2 separate regions of the Homo sapiens genome follow, and region 2 is linked to region 1. Evidence: read pairs that join two places in POLR2A ChIA-PET (ENCODE). Cell type or tissue: A673. All regions are shown on one strand. Each heading gives the region's core, and the rest is flanking DNA. Links, peaks and the distances in the headings are about the cores only. Region 1 overlaps LOC105373891 (a long non-coding RNA gene). Region 2 overlaps LOC105373891 (a long non-coding RNA gene).

The links. ChIA-PET counts read pairs that join two places held together with the same protein. Peaks named below come from ENCODE experiments on the same cell type or tissue, not always from the same donor. Only the 100,000 strongest peaks of a DNase experiment are listed, where the experiment ranks them.
Region 2: POLR2A ChIA-PET joins it to region 1 with 8 read pairs; 2 of 35 experiments call an interaction of 5 or more read pairs at or near these places.

Annotation. Positions count from the first base shown.
Region 1 is chr2:219,948,648-219,954,032 of GRCh38, reverse strand. The region is part of intron 1 of LOC105373891 (a long non-coding RNA gene); the gene reads right to left. Among named protein-coding and RNA genes, the nearest start is that of MIR4268, 45 kb to the right of the region's middle. In A673, for the core only: no CTCF peak of the experiment used is centred there; no DNase peak of the experiment used is centred there.
Region 2 is chr2:219,999,002-220,004,386 of GRCh38, reverse strand. All of the region lies in intron 1 of LOC105373891 (a long non-coding RNA gene), which reads right to left. Among named protein-coding and RNA genes, the nearest start is that of MIR4268, 95 kb to the right of the region's middle. In A673, for the core only: no CTCF peak of the experiment used is centred there; a DNase peak (open chromatin) is centred at 2,456; H3K27ac peaks cover 491 bases.

The DNA.
Region 1 (5,385 bases), core at 160-5,159:
TCCTCAGCCTCCCAAAGTGCTGGGATTACAGGTGTGAGCCACGGCACCCTGCTGTAATGTTCCATATCTTAATAAGAGTTTGTATTACACAAGTATATGCATTTGTCAAAACTCATTGAAGGGCATGAGTAAGATTTGTGCAATTCATGATATGTAAATTTACCTCAAAAAAATAATGGGGTCAGACGCAGTGGCTCATGCCTGTAAGTCCAGCACTTTGAGAGGATGGGGCAGGAGGAGTGCTTGAGACCAGGAGTTTGAGACCAGCCTGGGCAACATAGTAAGAGCCCATCTCTATAAAAGTTTAAAAATTAGCTGGGCATGATAACACACACCTGTAGTCCCAGCTACTTGGAAGGCTGAGACAGAAGAATCACTTGAGCCCAGGAGTCTGTACAGTGAGCTATGCTGCCACCACTGCACTCCAGCCTGGGTAACAGTGCAAGACTCTATCTCTAAAATTAAAAAAGTAAAAATTGAACAATAAACAAACATCAAACTCTAGTTAATGATATATGTGTTAAGATATATAGGGAAAAGTGCTCTGGTGTCTTCAATTTATTTTGAAATGCATCCAAAAAAATGAATTAATGGATGGTGTATTAGTCCATTTTCATGCTGCTGATAAAGACATACCAGAGACTGGGCCATTTACAAAAGAAAGAAGTTTATTGGACTTACAGTTCCATATGACTGGGAAGGCCTCACAGTCATGGCTGAAGGCAAGGGGAAGCAAGTCACGTCTTACATGGATGGCAGCAGGCAAAGAGAGAGCTTGTGCAGGGAGACTCCCATTTTTAAAAAACCATCAGATCTCTTGAGACTTATTCACTATCACGAAAACAGCATGGGAAAGACCGGCCCCCATAATTCAATTATCTCCCCCCAGGTTCCTCCCACAACACATGGGAATTCAAGATGAGATTTGGGTGGGGATACAGCCAAACACAGGAATGAAGAGATAGCTATGTAATAAAGAAAAATGCCAATGTTAAAATATAGGAGGTAGCTTATAGTAAGCTGAATAATGATCCCCAAATGTGTGCACACCCTAATCCCTAAAACCTGTGAATATGTTACCTTACACAACAAGAGGTATTTTACCAATGGGATTAAGAATCTTAAAATGCAAAGATTATCCTAGAGTATCAGAATGGGCCCAACGTAATCCCAGGGTCCTTAAAGAGGGAGGACCCTGGCAGAAGGCCAGAGGCAGAAAAAGTGGTATGACTGCAGAAGCATAGAATGATGTGACCACAGCCAAGTAATATGCACATCTTCTAAAAGCTGGAAAAGGCAAGGAATAGATCCCCCCTAGAATTTCCAGAAGTAACACATCCTGCTAGTACCTTGATTTTTTATAAGCCTCATTTTAGACCTTTGACCATCAGAATTGTAAGATAATACATTTGTGTTCTTTCAAGCCACTAAATTCATGGTAATTTGTATAGGAGCAACAGGAAACTCATACATAACTATAACATATATATGGCTGTTCACTGCATAATTCTTTGGATTTTTCTGTATATTTGAAAATTTTCATGTTAAAATGTTGCAATTTTTAAAAAGCTTCCATTGGCCAAAGGTAGGAATAGGTCAAATAAAAGCTAACTGAACTATTTTACTCCAATATCTGCTCAGCTAACAATTTCTCAACCCTGTCAAAGTTACTTAAAGGTTTTAAGTAGGACCCCTGTGAGTCATTAGAATTTTAATTGTCCTGATTAATAAAATCGATAAAATTCTATTAATCTTATTTATCTCCTACTGATTGATAAAATTACTATCAGTAGGAGAGAAAGTGAAATAAAATTTTCTGGAGAATGCAGAAGAAATCACTGTTTTTATTTAAGGAATCCATCACACAGAGAGGTGGGCCTGGCCTGGAAATTCTCCTGGATCCCATTCCCTCAGACGTTACCATTGTTTATTTCTTCCTCTACTTCTGAACCCACAGGTCCAAATACCCAAGATGTATTGTTATATCAGGTTGGTGCAAAGGTAATTGAGGTTTTTGTCATGACTTTTAATGGCAAAAACCACAACTACTTTTGCACCAACCTCATAGTTTATTGTTTCTCTTCTTCCCAGGAATCCAGGAATAGAAGGAAGAAAGTAGGATGTGGGTAGGGGCCAGCAGCAACTCTTTGATTAGGTCAATGACTTATATGTAAAGATTATTTCTAAGTTAAGTGCTTATGAATCAGAAATCAGCTTTATTAGAGAAAACTAGTCTCCTTTTTACCCAAATAATGATCAATTTTGGTCTTTTCCCTTTTTCTTCTTTTTTTTTTCCTTTTAGATTTTAGTCACCCAAATCTAGAAGTTAGCCTTCATTATATTATTCTAAAAGTATTACTGCCTTTAAAAAGAACAGTAAAAATTCATACTAATGAGAAAACAAAAAGCAGGCAAACCTTAAGTTGATCTTATAATTTCTGGTTCCAAATGGCAAACAAAAACTTAAACAAAAATTTTACACCAAGTTGATAGGCTAAGCCATGAATAAAAATAGTTATCATAGTCATGCATGAAAGAACTTGTACACACCCTCTACACAGTTGTGTTCTCAGAAAGGGGGAGATCTGACTTCTCAAAATCTGTTTTTCAAGCAAAATGAATAAATATCTCCAATATTTTATAAGTGCCAAATATGGCAGATGGCATTTGCATGGGGATTACATAATCACACTGAAAACCAACCATAAAGTTCTAAGAATATACACAGAGTGAAAATACCTCTAACTCATCCTCTCACTAACCAGAAGAGCTGTCCTTCAGGAAGGGCCCACAGTCTTTGAAGGCTACATGGAGAATTGCAATCAGGGGAGAATTCCATTTCTCTGGCTCAAGAATGAAACTGAAATCAAGAGTTCAGTCAGTGCCAGTGTTTTCTCATTATCACAAACAGCCCAGTGATTTGAACCTAACATAGCCAGTGAATTCAAGGAGGATCTACTTTGTAAACCCTTGAATTATTTTCATGAAACATCCAAATTTTTCCATTTTTTAGTTTTTCGAGCAACAGATATATCTTCAGAAATCACTTACATCCTGTTTAGTACTAAGCTTTAATCATGTCTCAATATACATTTTGGATAAATGAATTTGTGAATATGTGAAGTTATGTTTTAATACATGGTCTTGTTCTGTAATGAAACATGAGGGAAAATCTTTCTTCCCCTCAATCAGACCATAACCTCTTTCTTTTTAGAAAGGGACACAACATTTATCCCATTGCACCTAGCAAAGGTGGCACATTTAGCCTCTCTACAAATACACGTTGACTGGTTAATATGGCTATAGATAGGCAAGTACAAATCTTTGTATGGTCATATGTTTTACGTTTTTTTGAGTAAATTCTTAGAAGTGGAAATGCTAAGTCATGTGGTAAGTACATGTTTGACTTTATAAGAAATTGCCAAGCTCAGGATTTACAAGTAGCTATGATTACAAGTGGCTATATTGTTAAACTAGCTTTATTGAGCTACAGTTTTACATAAAATTCACCAATTTTAAGAGTACAATTGGATGAATTTTAACAAAGTTTACAATCATGTAACTACCACTATAATCAAGACATAGAAAATTGCCATCACCCCAAAAAGTATTTTCCTGCTCTTCCATCTCCCTACTCCCTAACCCCAGGAAACCACTGTCTATCACTATTGTTTTATGTTTTCTAGAATTTTATATAAGTTGAATCATACGTGTCTGGCTTCTTTCACTTACCACAATGCATTTGATATTTATCCACACTGTTGTATCAATAATTCATTTTTTTAACTTTTTTTGAGATAAGGTTTTGCTCTGTTACCCAGGCTGGAGTGCAGTGGCACAATCACAGCTCACTGAAGCCTCAACCTCCTAGGCAGAAGCAATCCTCCCACCTCAGCCCCCCAAGTAGCTGGGACTACAGATGCCAGCCACCATGCCCAGCTTTTTTTTTTTTTTTTTTTTTTTTTGTAAAGATGGGATCTAATGATGTTGCCCAGGCTGGTTGCAAACTCCTGGGCTCAAGTGATCCTCTTGCCTCATCTTCCCAAGGTGTTGGGATTACAGGCATGAGCCACGGTGCTTGACCCATTCTTATTCCTGGGTAGTATTGTATGGATATATCAAAGTTGATGGATATCTGGATTGCTTTCAGTTTCGAGCAGTATGAATAAAATGGCCATGGACAGGCAAATATAAGTCTTTGTGTGCTCATATGTTTTATGTTTTCTTGGGTAAATTCTTAGGAGTGGAATTGCTAAGTCATGCAGTAAGTATCTGTTTGAATTTATAAGAAACTGCATTCCCACCAGAAGTATATAAGCATTCTGGTTGTTCCACATCCTCATCAATACTGATGGCTCATGGTGGTATCTCATTGTGCAGTTTTAATTTGAATTCCTCTAATGACTAAAGTCATGAAATACCTCTTCATGTGCTTAACAGATTAATTCCAGTCACTAGGTTTTGTGCATATTATTAAGAACAGCATCAGAAGGGTCAAACATTTTCTTCTAGAACATAGCCACTTGTAAACCCAGAGCTGGGCAGAGTCTTGAATGACTGTCTTGAGATAAACCACACCTAGAAAAAGATACACGCCTAAAAGGGAGCCATACTTTAGAACAATATTTCAAAACTAAAGTTGGATAGTTAAGGCCAGATTAATTATCCATTTCTTCTTCCTTAGGAGAGAGAGGGGGGAAAAAAAACTCTCATCTCACAAATAGATCTGGAAATGGTGCAGCAGTTCCTTCTCTAACAGTCTTAACTAGACACCCCCACACAGCACATCACTAGCTATCAGATGGCCATATGAGATGTGAAGCCTTCAGAACACTAAATTTGCCTCTCAAAAGAACCAAATGTTAAGCTGTACCACACATGTCGTTAGTCTCTTGTAGTATTCAATTTTCTCTTCATCTTATTATTTTTAGGTGGAATTCAAAACACCCACCAGGGATTTTTTTTTTTTTCTTATGAGCGAGAACGTTGTTTTGGTAGAAAATGTGTTTAACTCCTAATCATTTGTCAGGGTTTTTTTTTTTTTTATATGAGATGTAACTTTCCATCTACTTAAAGTACAGTAAATTACTCATATTCAGGACATCAAAAAATGTTACCTCTTTACTTAGGAAAAGAATAAAATCAGTCTATACAATTACCTCTCCATCACTAACAATCTTGAAAAAAAGTTCCAGGGAACTACTTCTCTCTATAACCCTTCCAAATTCTTCACTAGAAATTAGTATAGGCCCTGGGTCTCTCCTCCCAATTTTTGTCTTCACTCCAACTGTATACTGTAAAGCTTGCTCGCCAACCATTAAGTTGGAGAATCAAGCTCAATAAATTGGATTTTTTTCCAAAACAAGAAGTCTCTTCAGAAGTAAC
Region 2 (5,385 bases), core at 96-5,095, 50 kb before region 1:
ACTATCTACAAGGAGATTTTGCAGCCTACACAATAGTAATGGCATCTTACCATTGTAGAGTGCTCAGCTGATTACACAGCCCTTTCACACACATTATTGTATCCCCAGAACAACCCTGTACTTCCCCAACTTCACACCAAAGTAAGCAGCACAGTCAGGCCCGGAACTCATTTTTTTTTAACTCCAAGTTCACTATTCCCACACCAATGGCCAACCAGAGACCGCAAGCTAAATACCAGCATCTTTTGTTGTGGTGTCCTAAATGATTTTTAAAATTATTATTTGCATTAGTGCCACCATCTTCTTTTCTTAACTCTATCTAAAATCCTTCCCTCTCGTGCATTGTCTGCCTCCTCTCCTAAGCTCCCCAAGATGAAGGGCTGCCTGTCTCACACACGATGGTATCCCCCAATCCCTAACCCAATGTCTGACACTCAAAATGCATGCAGTAAGTGCTTATCCGCTGAATGAAACACAGAATCCCATACTCCTATTCTTTTAGGTCATTTACCCTCATTAGGTTTCAAGGCTCCCAAAACTAAAAATAACCACGTTTGACTCAGCAGCGGGTGAATGTCCAGATTACTTTTAGTTTCTGGGTTAAGGAGGAAAACTGGGCCAGACCCAGACAGAACAGACTACCTGGTGGTGCATCCTTGCTGGAGGAATGTTAAAGACCCTTGTGTAACAAATATTGATGAAGGCTGATTCTACTTTTCATTTTCCCAGGAGTCCCAACCGAAACATCCTACAGTTTCTAGAAGTGTATGATTCTCTCCCACAAAACTATGAGCTATTTGGGAAGAAGAATTCTGCCTGGCTGCTCTTTTTTTTCCCCTAGAAATGAGAAGTGGATCACGCAAGGTTCTGCATAACAGTTTGACGAATGCTTGAGATTGGCCAGCAATGCAAGCCTCAGCACCAGAGTGTGGAATCGTAGAATGTTAGAACTGGAAAGGATTTCAGCAACATCTCAAACTGCTCTGTACAATATGTTAGCCCCTAGCTACATGTGGCTATTTAAGAATAAATCAAAATTAACTGAAATTAAAAGAAGTTGAAAGTCTTCAGACATACTAGCCACTTTTCTAAGACTCAAAAGCCACTGTCTAGAGGCCACTGCATGGGAAGGCACAGATATGAGAATATTTCCATCATGGCAGAAAGTCCCTTTGGATAGCACTGAAAGGATCTCATTTATAATGAGAGAATTGAGTCTCAGAGAAGGAAAGTAATTTCCCCCGAGTCACGCAGTGAGTGAGAAATGAAAACATGAGCTCTGGCTTAGGTTCTTACCTAAGTCTCCCGGTTACTGCTCAGCACTTTTTAACCATTACACTGGATTCACAAATTGTGAGGGCCTTGCCTAGAAGAACAACCACATGTCCTCTTCTTTCAAGGCAGCATAACTCTGGATAGCTAGTAAGAAATCCTAGATGCACATGGCAGAGAACAAATGCTAGACCCAGCAAGCAAATGACAGGAAACTGTAGCTTCCCACAGAAAGCTAAAGCACCAGAGATCTGAAGCAGGCCGCAATGTGGGCTGTCTTTTTTTTTTTTTTTTAAGCTTCTCAAAATTGTTTTCATTTCAATGTTGGAGGTTAATACCCAAGACGGACACTCTTTTTGAAGAGTCCCTTTTGATTTTAATTTCTTAAAGTCTTTATTTTAACTCCCCTTTCTGTTTATATTATACCCATCCCACAAGTTTTCTTTCTTTCTAGGTAACTTGATCCACGAAAATGTGCAGAATCCATTTATGCCCACTGCTTTTAATTAAACATCAACTCGTTCTTTCAACTGGGTCTTTTAGGATTTTACATTGTCTTTTCTAAATGTACGTGTCTTTTTCTGAAATTACATCCAATCAAGTTCTCAAAAATGTATTTCCTAATCTTTAAATAGCTGGGAGTGAGTTTTGGCAACAGCTCAAGAAAACCTACAAAAGGGAAGAAGTCGGCTCTACCCCTCTCTCCTGCATAGGAGCAGGGCTCATAATCCAAGTCAAGGTCTACACACATAGACCTCAGGGCATTTAACATCCAACTGAGGCCTGCAAACCCCAGGGTACAGATTCCACATCTGAAAGAAGCCTACACATCTTGTCACAGAAACAGTGACAGTTTCTATCTGTTTTTATTAAAGTCACATGGTGAGAAGCAGGATCCAAGGAAACAAGCATTTGCTCTCGATGGTCCAGACTTCCAGCAGGAACATTTGCCACAACAGACACACCAACAAATGACAGCAAGCCGGGTCCCCAGAGTCACAGTGTTCAACAGCGGGCCTGGAGGCTGCTGGGAGGACCTGAGAAGTGTGGGGAGCAGTACTCAAGTTCCCAAGGTTCTTGAGCTCCCAAATCCAAGCATCCAATTAGGCTATAGACGTCTTCAGAATCTGCAGAGGAGGCCCTCCTGATGGACAAATGTAGTAGGGGGAGAGAGTATTTAGGAAAATTCCACTGATGAGTCATACTTTTTTCTGGTATGTCTCCTAGGGTTTCTGAAGATTTCATTATCCTCATAAGTGAAATTCTTAAAATTACTGAAAGAGGTGCTTATTGAAACCTATAGCTCTCCATCCCTTGGCAGGCTTTGATTTGAAACATTCAAAACACATCCAACAGCCTCTTCTTCCCTGAAGACAGGGGCTTTAATGTTTAAAAAAAAAAAGAAGAAAGAAAAGAAAAAAGCAGGTCTCCTTATACTAGCCAGTTCCCTCCTCTTAAAGAAAAATGTTACCTAAAAATTAAGGTACTGAAGCCAAAATAGAGTAGGAACCTTTAAAATATACTGCCTGCTCTTTGTTCCTAATGAACAAAGAAACACAATTCCCATAACCTGAAGCCATGTGTGCACACAATTTCAGAGCCAGGACTGGAGTTGTAATCTAGGCCAACCTCTTTATACTGCAAATGAGGAAACTGAGGCCCAGAGAGCTTCAAGAATTTTAACAGCAAGCAGATGCTGAGCCAATACTTGGGCCAGGTGACCAGAGTCCAAATCTTTTTGAACAAAAGAAAAAGAAATCATTCTATTACAGAGTAAGGAGAGAGCCATTTAAAGGTGGAGCATTAACACAAGCTCCTTACCCTCCCCAGCTCAGCCATGGATCTATACAATCAAGGGTCAGTTTCAGACAAAAATATAAAGTAATTAAAGAAGGAGCACAAAGGAAGGTAGTGGGGAGAGCATTCGCGCTTTATATTCCATGACTGATGGAAATAAAACTCTCTGCCTACCTCAGAGGCAGTGAAAATGCAGTCATGCCGGTAAAAGGACTCTGGAACCACACAGTGCTGGGAAAATGGAAGTGATTGCGATTCTAGTGGACCTTGTATGAGTGTCAGGGGCCAGCAGTCTCCTCCAGAAGCTGCCTGTACCCTATGTAATGTGGCATCTACAGGCAGCATCCCTGCCCTCCCTCCCTTGTCCATCCACTAGGAATGACTACCATGCAGGTGGGTCAGGTAAGAACCATGAGGAGTCCAAGGCTTTTTTCTTTCCTCGCGCTTCTTCTCCAGAGCAGGGAGGGATTAACGACCAAGAGGCCAGGCCCCGCATCTTTCTCACTGGCCTTATCTTTTTGAATTGCCTTATTAGTCATGGAGAGTGTTTTGCTGTTTCTGTGTGCCCCAGTGTGTGTGCACCTTTGCCTCCCACATTCACATCAAGGCTCCTCTTGGGAGGACTGCCCTCAGGACACTGGAGCACTTCCCACACACAGACAGCCAGGAGTTCTTGGGAATTTGCTTCTCTCCAGGAGGCCCTTGACCAGTGGTGTGGAGGTACACAGGCCCAGTTCCCTTGGACAACTCGGAGTGCAACTTACACCCCACAGTGCCTCTACCCATCAGAATAAAGTCACTTCTGGGACCTTTGGCCTGAGATTGCACTTGCTCACCTACATCCCTTTCCCTAACCTGGGAGCACTTCCTTAATAAGTCTTTTGCGGCAAATCCTCTCTTCAGCATCTACTTCTAAGAAACCAGACCTAGAACTTTCATCTCCCTTCTCCTCTTTGCAGCTGTCCTTGTGTTTGGGAGGTGCTGCCTAGCTAGGTCTTGCGAAAACAACTCTTCTCCAGAGGCTTAGATACATAGTTGCTTTCTTGTACATTCTTTGGAATGCTTTTCTATCCAGGATTTTTGCTGTGGTCGATTATTAATGTCTGCTGTGGGGTAGGAAGGAGCTGGGGAAGACATATTAGCCCATATGTGAAGTATTTGCCATCCCTGGCCTAGAGGAAAGGATGCAAGAAGGTCTTTTTATTCTAGCCCTTAAGTCAGCCTCTAGCATGGCCCAAAGGAGTCCAGACTTTTCTAAGCAATCCACCTCACTAAGACCTCCAGGGTTTATTGTACAACTAGCAATTGTACATTGACCTGAAGTGATCAACTGTAGGTGCCCCCAGGAATTTGTGGCAGCTGTGGGCAGCTGATGGAAATATGGTATGAGGAGTTCTGGGGCCTATCTCATCATGAGTACCAAGTGTTGGATTAAGGGGGCCGGAGAGTGCGGAAGGCAGGCCCCAGAAAAGCTACTTTGGTGCAGGCAAGCTCTGATAGTATCAGCTCACCTTGAAGTCGGGCAAACCTGAAGTTGAGCATACACTGTACAAGTATCAGAAGTTAGTGTCAATCTTAGAATGCGTTTGAACATCAAGCTGTAGGCAAATAGCAGAGCTGATATTGGGCGATGCTAAAGAGCATAGTCCATCAAGCAAGCTGGTGTCAGGAGTCTGGAAATAGAGGCCAAGTCCCGGAAGTCAAAGACATAGAACATATTACCAGAATGACCCTGAGTCTTTCTCACTCAGGTCCCCTTTTCTTCCTCCTTCAGTTTTATTGAGTTATAACAGACACACTATACAGTGCATAAATCTTACTTAAGTGAATGAGTGAATTTTTACTATTGATGTAACATTTCCATCAACCCCAGAAGGCTTCTCCTTACCCCTTCCTAGTCTACTCCCTTACCAGAGGTAACCACAGTTCTGCTTCTATCACCATAAACTAGCTTTGCCTGCTCTCAGATGTCACATGAATAGAATGCTATAGGATAGATTCTTTTGTATCTATTTTCTTTTGCTGCATATTACATCTGTGAGATTCATCTATGTTGTTGTATGTATAAGTAGTATACAAGTAGTTCATTCTTTTGTGTTGTCAGGCACTATTCCACTGTATGATTATATCCAATTTACTTATCCACTTGGGTAGATCCCAATGTCTTACTATCACTAATGAAACTGCTGTGTACATTTTTGTACATGTATTTTGATGGACATGTGTGCCCCCTTTCCTTGGTGAAAGCTTTCGGAGTAGAATGACTGGGTCACAGGGGAGACAAATATTTACCTCTAGGTGGTGCTGTCAAGTAAT